2 separate regions of the Homo sapiens genome follow, and region 2 is linked to region 1. The links are chromatin loops, found by intact Hi-C in ENCODE. Cell type or tissue: IMR-90. All regions are shown on one strand. Each heading gives the region's core, and the rest is flanking DNA. Links, peaks and the distances in the headings are about the cores only. Region 1 has its middle 170 kb from the start of LINC02305. Region 2 overlaps FLRT2 (fibronectin leucine rich transmembrane protein 2).

Region 1 (2,820 bases), core at 177-2,676:
AAACTGTAAAATTGCCTTGCTAGTAAAATACATGATTATAATACATGCCACATAGTAGAGCTCAAAAATGGACAATTTTAATGCCACATGACCAACAGAATTATCATGTGCAGTGTACTCTGAAATTTAGGAAAGTTATTGAATATATGTAATAGACCTAGATTTTATAGTAAACGTAACATTTAGTCTTAAGTCTAGTACTTCTTTCCATGTCCTAATTTCACAACTTTACCATACCCCAAAGCTCATATGGCAAGCTGAAGCACACCATGTCCTCCGTGAAGAGAAGGAACTTAGAAATCTGCAATAAAATTCAAAGTTGGTGGTGGTTAGACTTCGATGGGAAGTTTTAAACAATGCGGATTTTCTCTGGAGCAAATTATTCAAGTGGGAACTCTGCTAGAATTTATCAGCAATCTTCAGATATTTGACTCATGAATGAAAGACAGTGGGAGAAAATGATTGAGATGTGATCACAAGAAGAAATGGCCTTGGGCTTCCCTTGTCCTGCTCTTTTACCTTTGAGGTGTGGCTTGCTGATTATTTCTGCCCAAGCTGTTCTGTCATAAGGAGCCTAGTGCTCAAAGAAATTGAAGTAGGATCATAAGTACAAACCTAAGCTTTTGCTGGAAACACAACAAAAGGATGTAACCTCTTTAGAAATGTAGAGATCTATGAGTCTGGCTCATTCTAGACATTTTTATCTTGTAGAAAGTAGTGATGGTGGGCAAAGTCTCAGTTTACACCAAATAGGCCTAAGAAGACAGGTGAATATTTTACATGTTAAGAAGATTCCCACACTTGACTGTTCATGTAGTCCAGATGGTGACTACACAGCCCAAGAGACCAGTTAAAAAGCAAGGGGATCACCAACTATAACTCCGTATTCATAATTTTGTATCTCTGTTTACCAAACTATTTTAAAAACTGTAATATCAACATTAAAATCAATAAAATAACCACTTTAAAAAAGTTTAACTATGTATAATTACTAACTTGTTTAAATATTTCAAAAGGTTGTTGCTTTTTGCACCCCTTCTCATACAGAGGTAATGTGGGGTCCATGGCATTCTGAAATACATACATAGATGTATCCTTGCAATCTGTACTGATGTAATGCACACACACACACACACACACACACACATGCGCGCGCGCGCACACACACACACACACACACTCTCTCTCTCTCTCATGGCATCAGCAAGTTATCATTATCAGGCCATTTAGGCCAATATCTGAAATGGAAATAATGTTACATCATTTCCTGATTCTGAATCTCTTCAGAGGTACTATTAGACCTTCCAGTAAATGTGCATGCCAGACCAAAATAGAGACATGCAAAGCCAGTTCATGACTTATTTCCAGTAAGCAGAAATCTTACCTTTTAATTTCTCCAAATCACCGAGGGCAGTGCTCAGTGATACTGTACTGAAGATTTAGAGGAGTTGTCCAACAAGCAGCTACCCACACATGTTTTGAATTTCACAGATAAATAATTCAAAGTTTATCTGCGTACTTTCAAAGTTAACTTACAACCTCTGCCATATTCATGTTTTCATAACACTGCGGGAGTTTCCCAGGGAAGAACATATTTCTTCTCTGTTCCTATCATGAGGCTAGCATAAGTCAAATGAAAAACAAAACATTCAGAACTAAATTTGCGTAACTCGAACATTTATGTCATTCTTTAAGATATACAGTAGGATTATGTGGATTTAACATTATTGAGAATAAACATATATATTAAAATAATATTTAAGATCTTTTCTTCAACTGACTACTCTGCCTTCTTAAAATATGATCCATTTGGTCATGCTTCACACCGTAGAGAGAAAGATACCTCACAGGTCACGTTGTAGGATGTTAACAATTATTTAAATATTATTTTTGATGATACAAAAAAAAAAAGAGCCAAAGAGCCAAGTTTTCAAACTGTTCTCTGAATGTTAAGAATCCTGATTCCAATACCACCCTACTAACGGCTCACTCGTTGATTCTGCCCAAGATAAACGATCATTTTTTTATTCACCAACAAACAAAATATTTACACTATGAAAAACTTCCCTACTTCTGGCATTACTGTTTGTATCAGCTTATATGTGCTTAACTCTCAAACAGCTACATTTAGTTGACCTGCTAACCTAATATAGAGCTTGGCTTTGGAGAGAAATATCTAGAGGGCAGTTAGCTTAAGTTTTCACTTTTTACTACTGTTTGTGCTTTCTGTGGATGCTGTGTAGTATAGCAGGAAGAACACTGTTTTTGACATTAGTGAGAGCTAAGTTTGAATTCTTATACTGTTTAGCACTGACAAACAATTTTTGACTCAGTCTCTTCATCCATAAGATGGGGACAATAGCATCTATCTCCTTATTGAGACTATGAAATGTGATTAAATATGTGGGAGAACATACAGGCAACAGAGTGCTCAGAGACTCAATAATTGATACCTATCATTCTTGTTAAAAACTTTCTCACTGCCTGAAAAGTATATATGCTAACAAAATACATTAAACATTTTATTATTTAGCATTCAATCCTTTAATCTGCGGATTACTGAGTATGAATCGTACTCTTCTCTTATGAAGAACCGAGGTTTGTGTGAGCCAGTAGAATGGAGAACTTGATCTTGTGTGTCTCACTATTTCATCTCATCTATTTTATAGTTCTTCACTTTTGTCTTTCTACAAATGGCTGACAAAGCACAAATTGAGTCTGTTGACAATATCATTGATGTGATGTTTCCCCAGCTATGATAACCTATAACCAGAGAAATTATATCATCCTGAAAATTTCATTTCATTTAATTGGCAGGTG
Region 2 (2,820 bases), core at 98-2,597, 1.4 Mb before region 1:
CAAGAGAAGGACTTCTTTTAGAAAGATGTTTTACAGAACTTTTTCTGCATCATTAACTCTTCTGGAATCCTGAACACAACATGATGAATTTCCCTGAAAAAGTAGCTACTGTTTAATTTTGAATCACTTCAAAGAGCCACAGTAGAAGGAATCAAAGAAAACCAAAAACACCAGTAGATGTGAAATTCGCTAAGGAAGAAAAAAAAAAAACAAAACATGAAGGTTCTAACAGATTTTGACCATGTACTCAAAATACCACTGATTATTTTACTAGTACAGTGTTTTACTGTTCCATGAGAATGAAATAAGTCTCTGTATTCATCAGAACACAGGATATTTTTATTACAATATTTGTGTCATAGCCTTTAAAAAAGGAACATAGTTCAAACCTTGAAAAGAATCTCTGTCTTAAAATGGTTCTTGATGTATGTGTGTGTTGTGTGTGTGTGTGTGTGTGTTTTACTATAAACAGATACGTAATTGGAGGTCCTTTATTACTGAAAGGAGTAAAAGTATACTGATACGTCAATTCGCGACATGTAGTTTTAGAAGAAAGATATAATTGCACAAAAGCAATTTGGAGAGTAGAAAAAGTAAGAAAGTTGTCTGAAGTAAGATAATGGTTGTTTAACTTTAATAATAATAATAGCTAGTCTTAAAAAAGTCTTTTGTGTAAAAATTGCCCAAGGGAAAAGAAAGAAAACCTCCTAAAAATTCCATATCCCCAAATACCACTAGATCAAAAACCATCTGGAAAATGTCAGATAATGGTATCCACCCACCTAAGAAATTCAGTAAACTTTGTCTTCAATTAGCATTTGAAATAATCGGCTAAAATTGAAATTTCTATCTGAAAACCCTCACAAGACAAACCTGGATTAGGAATCAGATTTTTAAAGTCTCCTTAAAAGGACCATCTGTTTATAAATACTCTTCTCACACTCTTTGATCTGTACCATAAGTTCACAGTAGAAGCACAGCAGAATTTAAAGACATATACACACAGCTACCATGAAGTCTAGTTACCACATACATATTTTGAGCTCGTCTCAAGTTTCCCTTGTTATGTAAGCACTTAGGAGCAATAAAATTTCACTTACATTCAGCAGCATTGTGAGTCCCAAAACAATAGTCAGCCTGACTGTACAATCCCTTCATTGGCAGTGGATAGCTCTGGTGTTTTATTTATGTTGATCACACTGTCAATGCTATATGGAATAACCATTTAGTTGCCTCTCTATTAGTCCATAACATTTTTATTACTGTAATTAAATGTCATTATCCATATTGAACTCTGTATTAGAAAAATCAAATTAGGTAAACTGAAATATCCAGAAAGAACTACAGAACTGTTGGGATTCACCCCCAGCACCCTGACGTCATCTTCAGACTTTGATGAGAAGGAAAAAAAAAAAAAACCATGAGTATTCACTTCTCACAGATAGAGGTCACTAATGGACTGAATTTGAATCACTGTAGCAGAAATCACAAAGTTATTAAAGTAATCTAGTGAAAAAGGAACTCGAATTGAAATTAAAGATATCAAAAGATGATTATCCAGAAAAGTCTGACCTGAATACAAATATTACATCACCTTGACCTTTTTTGAATCTTCTAAACAGAGAGCAAAACCAAAAGCCGCTCGGCACCCTTGCTGTTTTTTAACTTCAGACGCTTCAGATCCCAGAAGCAGGAATTCTTCCTTGTAAAGTACAAAGCTCAAGAGTCAAACTAGATCAGATGTTCACACTGGGTCTCTACAGAATAAAGCTTCTGGACTTGTACATACTTGAGCCTTTCTTAAAACCACAGCTTCAAACTGGGAAAATATAAAGTTGTCTAAATCCTAAATCAAACTCTCCAGCAGGCCAGAATATAAATGTAACGGGCATCAGAGAAGGTTCAAATTAGATCCAGCCGGTCAAAGTCAAACTCGTATATGATCACATCATCTGAAACCTAACATACAGGAAAAGCCAGGACTGCTTTGGGGACTCCAGGGTAGCCCAGCATGGTGTCATTTGGGAATCTACTTTCTTCTGCTAAAAGCATCCCCTGGAATTTCTAAAACTGCAATGAAACTACTGAAGTGTTAAGACATGGGCTTTAAAACAACAACAACAACAACAACAACAAAAAAAAAAAAAAAAAAAAAAAAAAAAACAGCATTCCTTCCATGCTAGGTTTGTAATAGGTTCTGCTACAGTACAGCTAGCCCAATTCTTTTTACAATTTCTTGTATCTCTACTGGCAGAGACATGGAATAATGTTTGAAATTTCATCTTCCAACCTCCTCCAGTCAAAGATATTTGCAACTCAACATGACAGTATGGTGTTGCACTGTCTTCAGTGATTATTAAAAAATCCCTAAATGGTTTAACCCTATCCTGTTTCGGGCTTTCAAGGAGGGGAGGAAGAGAAGTAGTATTCTCAGACGCAATAACGCTGTGGAGAAAGAAGTAACTTTTCATGGTATGCGTATTACCTACAGATTGATTCTCTGCTAATATGGTGGCTGGTGGCTTGCCCGTCATAAGTAGCTGGCCCATGTTGTTCAGTAATGAAAACAAGTGAGAATCTAGTTCTAACACTTCAAATACGGACCTAAAATTTTACATTCACACTGAACAACCTAATATATCCCTGGACAAATGCCAATCTGCATTCTATTTACCTCAAAATGTTGTTGTTTTTTTTTTTTGGGGGGGGGCTTTTCATTGGATATTTATTAAGGTCATACCGGTTAAGTCTACAGATAATATCGGTCCGATATGGAAGCTAGCCTTCAGATTAGCTTTTGGTTGTGAGAAATTAGACATA

Evidence for each region. Hi-C counts contacts between places; a loop is a spot of excess contacts. Peaks named below come from ENCODE experiments on the same cell type or tissue, not always from the same donor. Only the 100,000 strongest peaks of a DNase experiment are listed, where the experiment ranks them.
Region 2: it touches region 1 in a loop (3-fold over the local background); 3 of 110 quality-filtered maps call a loop at or near these places.

What each region holds. Positions count from the first base shown.
Region 1 is chr14:84,086,797-84,089,616 of GRCh38, reverse strand. No RefSeq gene overlaps it. Among named protein-coding and RNA genes, the nearest start is that of LINC02305, 170 kb to the right of the region's middle. In IMR-90, for the core only: no CTCF peak of the experiment used is centred there; a DNase peak (open chromatin) is centred at 1,436; H3K27ac peaks cover 606 bases.
Region 2 is chr14:85,535,236-85,538,055 of GRCh38, reverse strand. All of the region lies in intron 1 of FLRT2 (fibronectin leucine rich transmembrane protein 2), which reads right to left. Among named protein-coding and RNA genes, the nearest start is that of FLRT2-AS1, 5.0 kb to the right of the region's middle. In IMR-90, for the core only: a CTCF peak has its summit at 1,450; a DNase peak (open chromatin) is centred at 1,395; H3K4me3 peaks cover 968 bases; H3K27ac peaks cover 555 bases.